Linked DNA regions of Homo sapiens: region 1 is linked to region 2. A link is a contact called in ENCODE Hi-C or POLR2A ChIA-PET data. All regions are on one chromosome and are shown on one strand. Each heading gives the region's core, a stretch centred on a gene start or an enhancer-like site at or near the end of the contact. The rest is flanking DNA. Distances are from core to core; before and after follow the strand shown.

Region 1 (5,212 bases), core at 437-2,936, 1.3 Mb before region 2:
AGTTTCACCATGTTGGCCAGGCTGGTCTCGAACTCCTGACCTCAAGTGATCCACCGGCCTCAGCCTCCCAAAGTGCTGGTTATTACAGGTGTGACCCACCGAGCCCGGACCTTTTCTCCTTATTAATAGGTCTTCTCCTTAGGACTTTTTGTTTGTTTGTTTGAGACAAGAGTTTCCGCTGTTGTTCCCCAGGCTGGAAGGCAATGGCGTGATCTCGGCTCACCGCAACCTCTGCCTCCCGGGTTCAAGCTATTGTCCTGGCTCAGCCTCCTGAATAGCTGGGATTACGGCATGCGCCACCACGCCCAGCTGCTTTTGTATTTTTCGTACAGATGGGGTTTCTCCATGTTGATCAGGCTGGTCTCAAACTCCCAACCTCAGGTGATCCGCCCGACTCAGCTTCCCAAAGTGCTGAGATTACAGGCGTGAGCCACCGCGCCCAGCCTGCTTAGGAGTTTTTTTGAGATTTTTTTCCCCCAAAATTTGTATCTTTCAATTAAGGAAAATAGCCTATGGAACTACAGAGACTTAGGGACAAAAACCAGAGCGCCTTACTCCCTCTTGTGCTCTTCCACTGCAAACTGCTAAAAGTCTTAAAACAGAAGGTGACATTTCCGGAGGAAGGACATACCTTAAGGGCAGCTGACTTTTAATTAAAATTTTTTTTCTTTCTCCACTTTTAAAGGATAGGTAGTTGACTTGTATTTATTTATTTTTTGAAAGAGGGTCTCGCTCTGTCGCCCAGGCTGAAGTGCAGTGGTGTGATCACGGTTCGCTGCAGCCTCAACCTCCCAGACTCAAGCGATCCTCCCACCTCAGCCTCCCGAGCAACTGGGATTATAGGCACGCGCCACCATGCCTGGCTAATTTTTCTTTTTTTTCTTTTTTTTGTAGAGATGGGGTCTCGCTCTTTTGCCCAGGCTGGTTTGGAACTCCTGGGATCAAGCGATTCTCCTGCCTTGGCGTCCCAAAGTGTTGGAATTACAGGCGTGACTCACAGCGCCCGGCCTCAGCTCTATTAATGTTAACAAATATGTATACAAACCTAAGGGACAAGCATTAACTTCTTTCCATTTCCCCGACTCCTGCCATCCGTACTTAGCTCCTGAGTCCCTTTATTGGATGTGATTTTGGACCAGCCCTTCCCATACCCAGACCTCAGTTTCCCTATCTGTACAATAATTATACATTCCCTTCCCAACAAAACACATCAAACCTAACGGGCAGAGCTCGATTGGGTTGCAGCAGCGCGCTAAGTAATAAGTAATGAGTCAGGTAAAATGACTGACAACATGAATTCCTCTTTGGCCAAGCCAAAGTCGCCCGCGGCCACACGCTCTTCCGGGCTGTTGTAGGAGGGGCGCGGCCAAGCCACCGGGAGCCACGCCCCCCACTGGGAGCCACGCCCCAAGAGAGCGGGGCGCGCATTCGCCGCGCCCAACCCTGCGGCCTAGGGAAGGGACCAGAATGACGTCACAACCACTTCCTACGTAACACTCCGCCGAGATAAAGTAGTCCCCAAACCATAGTGGGCTCAGTGCCAAACACCGGGCGACGTATAAAGTCCCAGAGTCTGTTGAGACCCGATTATGGTTTTGAGGCCTCGGAGCGACCTTCCGGAACACTGAAAATGTGTCTTTCCCGGGGCCAGCGGGGGAAGTAGTTCCGGCCTACAATAGGCCGATGGGTTCCTCCGCAGCGGAGGAAAGAGGATGGCGACCTCGTCGATGCCGGAGTCAGAGAGGAACGTGGCTACGAAAGCCTCGGGTGAGCTTCGGGTAGAGTTAGGCGGCCCCACCGTACCCTGCCGTGGAGTGAGGTCACACTGCGGGGATACCCGGAGGCGAGGTCCCAGGCCGGCGGGGCTGTCCGAACAGGGCCCCGGGGTCCCAGGCCCTTTAGTCGCTCTCGCACTTGCCTGAGCGGAAACCCGGCGCCACCACAAGATGGCGTCGGGCCTGGAGCACAGGCAGCGCCGGGGACAGCCCCAAATCGCCAGGCCCCGAGACCGTCGCTGTCAGCCGCCTCCGCAGGGGAACCGGGGGGGAGCGAACCACTGACCCAGGGGGCCAGCGGGCTGTACCACCGGCCCTGCAACCCGGGGGGACGCGGGGGCCGAAGGGCTGAACCACTGGGCCCGGATGGGGCTCACAGAGCGGAACGCTCCACGAGAATCGTGGGGGCGAGGGAAAGGGTCAAGATTACCAGCCATTGACCACCCTCCCGGGAAGGGCCTTAGCCTGGGAAGCACAGCTTCTCCGTCAAGTTTTTCCCGAGCTCCCCTCGCAATACACCAGGAAGCTCCGCCCCGTCGGAGACTCAATCTTCGCATCTGCAAAATGGGCGCAGGGGTGCAAATGGGTGGCCGTGGTTGCCGGGGCTGGGGAGATGGCCCACTTGTTCCAGCCACGGTCACCTCTCTTCTCAGAGTGAAGTTCCCAGACCCTACGCCCCGCTGTCAGGCAGCCCGCCGATCAGATGGAGGAGAACGAGGTGGAGAGCAGCAGCGACGCGGCCCCTGGGCCTGGCCGGCCCGAGGAGCCCTCTGAGAGCGGCCTGGGTGTGGGCACCTCAGAAGCCGTGTCCGCCGACAGCAGCGACGCCGCGGCCGCCCCGGGGCAGGCAGAGGCCGATGACTCTGGCGTGGGGCAAAGCTCGGACCGCGGCAGCCGTTCTCAGGTATGGACCCGGCTGGACGGCGTGGGTGGAGGCAAGGACCGCGAGCAGCAGTGCCTGACAGCCAAGAGGAAACAAGGCTTGTTTGTAGCTAATACTTGGTGTTTCTGGTTTACTGTGAGCCAGGCACCAAGCCAAACCCCTAAAATGGATTTTCTCATTTGAGCTTCATACCTTCTAAGACACATACCATTTTTTCCCACATCTTATAGAAAAGGATGCCGAGGTACAGAGTGCAGACAGAGCCAGGATTCAAATCTAGGCTGTGGTCTTAGCTACTATACTACCCACAGTCCTCACACTTTGAGAGGCAGATGTCTAGGCCAGGAGTGGTAGCTCATCGCCTGTAATCCCAGCACTTTGGAAGGCTGAGGTGGGAGGATCACTTGAGCCCAGGAGTTGGAGACCAGCTTGGGCAAATAGCGAGACCTCATCTCTACAAAAAAAAAAAAAAAAACGCAAGTGCCCTGGGTTAAGACTGGGTCCTGCCTCCAGTTTACTGGGAGACCTCTTTGAGCCTCAGTATCCCGGCTAAAGTAAAGCAGAAATACTTGCTTTCAAGGGTGCTTGATTGTGAGCTCCCACCAGACATCCTCTTGCAAACATTTTGTAAACCATCTCCTCCTGGCTGTGCCACTTCCTAGCCGTGTGATCTTGAGCAAGCTACCCAACATCTAGCTCTGTTTCCTCGTCTGTAAAGTGGGAATGGTAAATATACCTGCCTCATAGAGTTTTTGTGAGGATGAAATGAATTAACATATGCAAAGCTAATAATTAAAACAGTGCTCAGCACATTGTAAGCACTCAGTAAGTATTAGCCATTCTTATATGCAAGATAATGGTCATATTCAGTATATCACGTGATAGAAGTACACAGCAGTGGTCATCACTTTGGGGTCCTGGGGTTTCATTAGTTCAGCAGAGATGGGGGCCTACCATGTGCTCAGCGTGTGCTGGGCCCTGGAAATACAGCAGAGGAAAAGACAAGTTTGGTCCAGGCCCTTGTGGAGGGCACAGTCTGGCATGGAGGCTGTTAAAAGGCACAATGAACCCCACAGTGGTGTGGTGCTGGGGACACAGGCAGCTGCAGCACTGAGGATGAAGAAGTCCTGACTTGGCCTCAAAGCCAGCATTGACTTCCTAGAAGAGGTACCAGCTAAATGGTGGTGAGAAGGCTGGGTAAGATTTAGCCATAGGGTGATGCTGGGAAGAGTTTCAGGCAGAGGGAACGATTTATGCAAAAGCCCAAAGAAAATAGCTCCCCCTGGCTGTGGCTTAGGAGTCCCTTCTCTTATTTTTGTGTATTCCCTGATGAGATCCAGGGACCCTGTGACTTTTTCCTGGGGGACTCTGTGACTGGAGGGCCTCTCTCACTGGTCCTCCGTGGGGCTGAGGGCATGAGTGGCTCCACTGACCATGTCCTTGGGCCTGAGAGCTCTGTCTAGCAAGTGGGAGCTGGCAGGCTGCCCTGCCCCATACCCAGCTGCTAAACTTTTTCCCTCCCTGTTTCATGCCCCTCAGGAGGAGGTATCTGAGAGCAGCTCGAGCGCAGACCCCCTGCCTAATAGCTACCTCCCTGATTCATCGTCTGTGTCTCATGGGCCAGTGGCAGGGGTGACAGGCGGTCCCCCAGCACTTGTGCACTCTAGTGCACTCCCAGACCCCAACATGCTGGTGTCCGACTGCACAGCTTCCTCCTCGGACCTGGGCTCGGCCATCGACAAGATCATCGAGTCCACCATCGGGCCCGACCTCATCCAGAGTGAGTCAGGCAGAGGAGCCCCACAGGGGTTTTCCTGCAGTGTCCGGCAGCCAGCTGTGCCCACCCTAGCTGTGTGAACTCAGGCAGATTACTTTCCCATGTGGAATGTGCAGAGTGGGAACAGTCACCCCTGTCTCATGGTGGTAAATGAGGATTTAATGAGACAACACTGTAAAGTTCTCAGCCTAGCGCCTGGCATGACAGACTCTCAATAAATAATATAAACTGTTATTGCTTACCTTGTGCCCAGGACTGTTCTAAACTTTACATACAGTAGCTCATTTAATCCTCCCAATAACCCCAAAAGGTAGAGGATGTTAATGTTCACAGTCCAGATGAAAAATATGAGGCACCAAGGACATACATAACTTACCCACTGTCACCAGCAAGCAGTGTGGGGTGTCGGGCCATGAGCTCAGACAGTCTGACTCCAGAGCTGTGTCACCCAGGCTGGAGTGCAGTGGTGCAATCATAGTGCACTGTAACCTCAGACTCTTGGGCTCAAGGGATTCTCTGCCTCAGCCTCCAGGGTAGCTGGGATTACAGGTGCACACCACCTTTTTGCTGGGTTGACCAGGCTATTCTTGAACTCATGAGTTCAAGCAGTTCTCCTGCCTCATCCTCCCAAAGTATTGGGATTACAGGCATGAGCCGTGACACATGGTGCTGTACCCACTTTTTGTTAATGATATTTATAGAGGCTATAGCACCTCAAAAAGCCCTGGGATAGTCTGGGAAGCCAACCCTAAGAAAGTGGTGCAGGAGCTGGTCCTT
Region 2 (5,734 bases), core at 221-2,720:
ATCCAAAACTTAGCAGGGCACGGTGCCACGCGCCTGTAATCCCAGCTACTCGGGACGCTGAGGCCGAGAACTGCTTAAAATCCAGGAGGTGGAGGTTGCAGTGAGCCGAGATTTCGCCACTGCACTCCAGCCTGGGCGACAGAGCAAGAGTCCATCTCAAAAAAACAAAAACAAAAACAAAAAAACAAAAAACAAAAATTAGCCAGGCGTGGTTGTGGGCGCCTATAATCCCAGCTACTCGGGAGGCTGAGACAGGAAAATCGCTTGAAACGCTGGGGGTGCGGGGGAGCGGTGGGGAGGAGGCGGGCCAGAGGGGCAGAGGTTGCAGTGAGCCCAGATCGCGCCACTTCACTGCAGCCTCCGCGAAAGAGCGAAACTCCGTCTCAGTAAATAAATAAATAAATAAATAAATAAATAAATAAATAAATAAATAACCTGTACCCGCGTGTTATTTCCCTCCGTCCTTACCTCCTCCCGGCTCCTTCCCTTTCACCTGAGATAACCACTCTTCTCGTATCTATGCTCATCTTTCCCTTGCTTTACATTTTTTCCACCGATGCATGTGTCTAAACATACATACTTTTGGTTTTGCTTTTACACATTCTAAAAGTTGCACCATTGTATGCAGTTTTCCGCAACTTAGTTTTTTTCACTCAACATTGTTTCTGAGACATTGTTTCTGTTGTTGTCTGGCTGAAGTTCATTCCGTTTCACTGCTGTCTAACGTTTCATGGTGTGAATATTCCGGTTTATTTGCCCACTCGCCCGTGGAGGGGCATTTGAGGGTGTTTCCAATGTTCCTGTTATTCGGAATAGCGCTGGTGTGAACATTCTGCACAGGTCTCTGGCTGCGCCTGGGCGGGTTTCTTAAAGGTGAATGCCCAGGAGGGGACTGTCTGTGTTCTCCCTCCCTCCGAGCTCCAGCCTTCCTCGCCTCCTTTCACTCCCAGCTCCCTGGAGTCTCTCACGTAGAATGTCCTCTCCACCCCCACCCACCCCTGATGAACTCCTGCAGGTTCTGCAGGCCACGGCTGGCCCCCCTCGAAAGTTCCTTAACTATACAATTATGGTGTGTGTTTCTGCGACGAGCGTCCGTCTATCCGGTGGAAGGCACGCCGCTCGAGGCTTGCGATGCTCCCGGGGTCCCCGCTTCTAGCTTGGGCCTGGCGCACAGCAGCGCCCAGACTGCAGGGGGACGCTTGAAAGTTGCTGGAGGAGCCGGGGGGAAGGCAGCGCCCAGCGAGGCGGCTGGAGCGCGCGCCCACAGGTGGGTCCGGTCGGGCGCCGCGGGGCCGTAGTTTTCGGGTCGGCGGGCGAGGACGCCGGGTCCAGAATTCCAGGAAATGCGCGATCCAGGCCGGCGGGCGGGGCGGGGGCTCCGGCGAGAGGGCGGGCCCCGGGAACGGCGGCGGGCGGGGCGGGAGGCGGGGCCCGGCCCGTTAAGAAGAGCGTGGCCGGCCGCGGCCACCGCTGGCCCCAGGGAAAGCCGAGCGGCCACCGAGCCGGCAGAGACCCACCGAGCGGCGGCGGAGGGAGCAGCGCCGGGGCGCACGAGGGCACCATGGCCCAGACGCCCGCCTTCGACAAGCCCAAAGTGAGCGCGCGCGGGGGCTCCGGGGACGGGGGTCCGGCGCCTGGGCGGCCCGAGGGGCTTAGCGGGGCCCAGCCCGGGGCGTCCAAACCCTGGGAACGAACGGGGGCTCCTGCAGGCGAGTTCTTCCTTCGGCTTAGGCCGTGGCTTGCTTGCGGGCTAATCAGGGACAATGGGGCAGAGAAGGTCCAGAACCCGGAGGCCTCCAGAGTCTGCTTCTGCCCCTGACTTGACCCCTCTGGGTCTCAGTTTCGCTGTCTGTCAAGTGGGCATCCTAGCACCGCTGAGCGCTGTGTGGGCCTGGGCAGGGACTTGAGGTCTCTGAAGCTCAGCTGTATGATCAGGCCCGATGTCTACGCCGGATAGGCACCTAGTGCTGTGCCCGGCGCCTACTGAGTGCTCAGTGAATGGAAGCAGCTTTGTACGCCAGCGTTATGGTGGTGAGCGCCAAGGAGCTCAGGTTTGTGGATGCGCCCCGGGGAAGAACCGTGAGCCCTGCCAGAAAGGGGAGGGAGGGGAGCAGAGCACCCCCCTTCCCCCGCGCGGGAAGAACAGGAGCTAGGTAGGCCCTGGGTTTGGGGCCCTAGCAGGGTTCACTCGAGGCCAAGCCATGGCCACTGGCCCCAGGGGAGAATCCCCTTGTTTCTCCGCCCACCAGCTGTGGCGTCTTGGGACTGTTGGGGTCAGGGAGGGTCTGGACCCCCTTGGCCTGTCGCAGAGTCCGAGAGGAGGGGCCCAGGAGTCTGCCAAGCAGGGTGAGTCAGCCAGTAGGGTGTGAGAGTGGTTGGGGAAGGAGTCAGCTGCAGTCAGCCTCAACTTACCCTTCTAAGAAATAGGTGTGAGTGGCCCAGGAGGTTGGCTCACGCCTGTAATCCCAGCACTTTGTGAGGCTGAGGCGGGAGGATCATTTGAGTCCAGGAGTTTGAGACTAGCCTGGACAACAAAACTAGACCCCGTCTCTCCAAAAAATAAAAAAAGTTAGGGGAAGTGTGTGTGGTGGTGCACTCCCGTAGTCCCAGCTACTCAGGAGGCTGAGGCGGGAGGATCGCTTGAGCCCAGGAGGTTGAGGCTGCAGTGAGGTGTGATGGTGCCACTGCACTTCAGCCTGGGAGACAGAGCGAGACCCTGTCTCAAAAAAAAGAGAAGAAAAAGAAAAGAAAAGAAATAGGTGTGAATGATGATGACAGCTATCACAAAAGTGCCGGTGAGAATCCAGTGAGTGTGCATGTGTCAGTGAGGGAGACAGGCTGTGGAGAGCCCACCTACCTTCTGAGGAGGGTGAGGCCTGGCCCCCACTACTGATGCCCCCAGCCCAGGGAAAATGCTCAGCTACTCCCCGTCAGAAGCTGGAAGCACTGAGGTGCTGTACAAGCCCTCCTACCCCCACCCCTGCCTCCTTCACGTCTTACTGGAGCTGGGGCCCATGATTGGCGCCTCCCCTTTGCAGTCTTTTTATTAAATGCTCTGGGCTCCCTCTGCCCTTGGGCTGGGGACCCACTGTACCCTGATGTGAATCCTATGGCAATAGCAAAGCTCTTTGATTGGCGGGGTGCAGTGGCTCACGCCTATAATCCCAGCACTTTGGGAGGCAAAGGTGGGTGGATCATGAGGCCAGGAGTTCGAGACCAGCCTGGCCAACATGGCAAAACCCCATTTCTACTAAAAATATAAAAAATTAGCTGGGCATGGTGGCGGGCGCCTGTAGTCCCAGCTACGCAGAAGGCTGAGGCAGGAGAATGGCATAAACCCAGGAGGTGGAGCTTGCAGTGAGCCGAGATCTCGCCATTGCACTCCAGCCTGGGTGACAGAGTGAGACGCTGTCTCAAAAAAAAAAAAAAAAAAAAAAAGGCTCCTTGATTGCGAACATGTTGGGAGTTATGGAGAGAACAGCAGGGCCCACTTCTAGAGCACTTGTTGCAGACACCCATTGGATCCTTGCAGTTCTTCTGTAACAGCCCATCAAGGGAGGGGCTCATATTATTATCCCCATTTTTTGGCCTTGCTCAGTCCTCCCATCTGATTCAAGCTGGCAGATCATTTTCCCTATTGGGACCTCAGTGTCCACACCTGGAGGATGGAACATCAGCTGCTTATGTGGGTGTCCCGTGTCCTGAGTCCCAAGGCCACAAGGTGATGCTTGAGAGTGAAGGTAGAATGTTACCTGCCATGTGTTTGAGGCGTGACAAATCTTGTATGATTGTGAGGAGGAACTTGTGTGAGCTGGCAGGAGAAGTGGGAAGGAGTGTGAATCTCAGAGCCACTGTGACCAGAGCCAGCTCCCTGCCCTCTTGTGGGAGGGACAGATGACAGTTATAATTATTAGCATTACTAGCTGCAGCTAATGGAGTGTTGATGTTTCTGTGCCAGGCACCGTTCTAAACACATTATCTGCATTTTTTATTTAATCCAGGCACAGAGAGGTTAACTAGGCCCAAGATCACACAGCTAGGAAATGTCCAATCTGGGGTTTGAGTCCAAGGGAGGCTGGCTTCGAAATCCCATGCCTCTAACCATCTTTCCTAAACTACCTCTGCAGAAGCCTTTGGGGATAGAGGTGCCAGTGCCCCAGGTGCAAACCTCCTGAGACAGGAGCCTTTGCTGTGTCCTTCAGCTTCTCATACCTGCCACCAGCTGAGGCCTGGGACCTGGTCAGCTAGAAGAAAGCAGAGCAGGGCAGCGCTTTTCAAACTGCACTCAAGTGGCCTGACTTTTAATGTTCACACTGTGATTCTGTGTGGGTCGGGTTGGGGCCTGCGATGCTGCACTGCTGACCAGCTCCCAGGAAATGCTAATGTCAACGATCCAGGAACACACTTTGCTTAGCAAGGCCCTAGGCAGCTGCCTTCTGTTGTGCGGGACCCCTATTGACTCCAATGGATATAGCACCAGGTTCAAGAGGCTACCTTCTTTGGAAGAGGTAGCAAACAAGATACGGGGTTTTACTGGGGGCTTAGACACAGGGAAGAGAGTCCAGTGGCGGCAGACTGAGCAGAAGAACCGCAACCACTTGCAAATCATGCAGTTTATGTAGCATTTTCATTTAACACCTTCTCCCAACCATCTCCACCTAGTAACCTTCATTTAACCCAAAACAAAGGGCCTCGGTCCCTATACCCCTGTATGGTCAGTGTCCCGTGGGAATGGGGTGGGGCTCAGATGTTCCTCATAGATAACGACTGGATCTCCAGGTTGGCCACTCTTGGATTCCTTCGCTCAGAACTCTGAACACCCATTCAAGTGTGCCTGCCATGCAGGGTCATCGTCAGGGGATGCCCAAGTCAAGTTTGCCCTGTCGGGTGTGCCTCCCATACCCCCACCTGGTTTGACTTAGCACCTGCTGGGCACTGGAAGAAGTGGAAAGGGGGGTTGCAGGGGTGGCCCTTATCAGCCTATGTTCACAGGTGGCACCAGGCACTCAGGCATTCTGCATCCTGGAGGCCAGTGCTGATCACATGCCTGTTACAATAATCATAACAATAGCTGTCCTTGAAGTAGTCCTGGGTACCAGGTGCCTTCAGTGACTTTTTCTTTTTTGCCAGAATCTCACTCTGTCGCCCAAGCTGGAGTGCAGTGGCAAGATTTTGGGTCCCTGCAACCTCTGCCTCCTGGGTTCATGCGATCCTCCTGCCTCAGCCTCCCAAGTAGCTGGGACTACAGGCGTGTGCCGCAGTCTCACTCTGTTGCCCAGGCTGGAGTGCAGTGGTGTGATCCTGGCTCACTACAACCTCCACCTCCCGAGTTCAAGCCATTCTTCTGCCTCAGCCTCCGGAGTAGCTGGGATTACAGGCGTCCACCACCACGCCCGGCTAATTTTTGTATTTTTAGTAGAGACAGGGTTTCACCACGTTAGCCAGCTGGTCTCGAACTCCTGATCTCAGGTGATCCTCCCACCTTGGCTTCCCAAAGCGCTGGGATTACAGGTGTGAGCCACTGTGCCCGGCTAGTAACTTTTATCTCACGGAATCCTCTGGACGACTTGACAAGGCATGGGTCTTCATCCCCATTTACAGATGAAGAAACTGAAGCTTAGGGAGTGGAGGGACTTGCCAGGGCTACACAAAATCTGAGAGCCTTGAAGCTGTAGACTGGCAAGTGAACAGGTACAGGCTGGGACAGCAGTTTCTTTCTTTTTTTCTTTTTTTA

Evidence for each region. A loop is a pair of places that touch in the nucleus more often than their neighbours do. ChIA-PET counts read pairs that join two places held with the same protein, here RNA polymerase II (POLR2A). Pooled maps may share reads with other maps.
Region 1: a pooled map shows a loop between it and region 2 (5-fold over the local background). The contact joins the promoter of ZNF335 here to the promoter of ADA in region 2. A Hi-C loop is called at or near these places in 1 of 37 single-sample maps with no recorded cell type and 4 of 50 pooled maps. POLR2A ChIA-PET finds 5 or more read pairs at or near these places in 2 of 52 experiments (OCI-LY7 and activated naive CD8-positive, alpha-beta T cell).

What each region holds. Positions count from the first base shown.
Region 1 is chr20:45,968,677-45,973,888 of GRCh38, reverse strand. ZNF335 (zinc finger protein 335) reads left to right here and starts at 1,686. Exons shown (of 28, transcript NM_022095.4): 1 at 1,686-1,767; 2 at 2,429-2,679; 3 at 4,198-4,438. The coding sequence starts at 2,479. RefSeq lists an enhancer at 1,065-1,284 and a silencer at 2,055-2,174.
Region 2 is chr20:44,647,435-44,653,168 of GRCh38, reverse strand. ADA (adenosine deaminase) reads left to right here and starts at 1,470. Exons shown (of 12, transcript NM_000022.4): 1 at 1,470-1,594. The coding sequence starts at 1,562. RefSeq lists silencers at 1,272-1,661, 5,134-5,302 and enhancers at 698-1,681, 1,912-2,021, 4,611-5,111.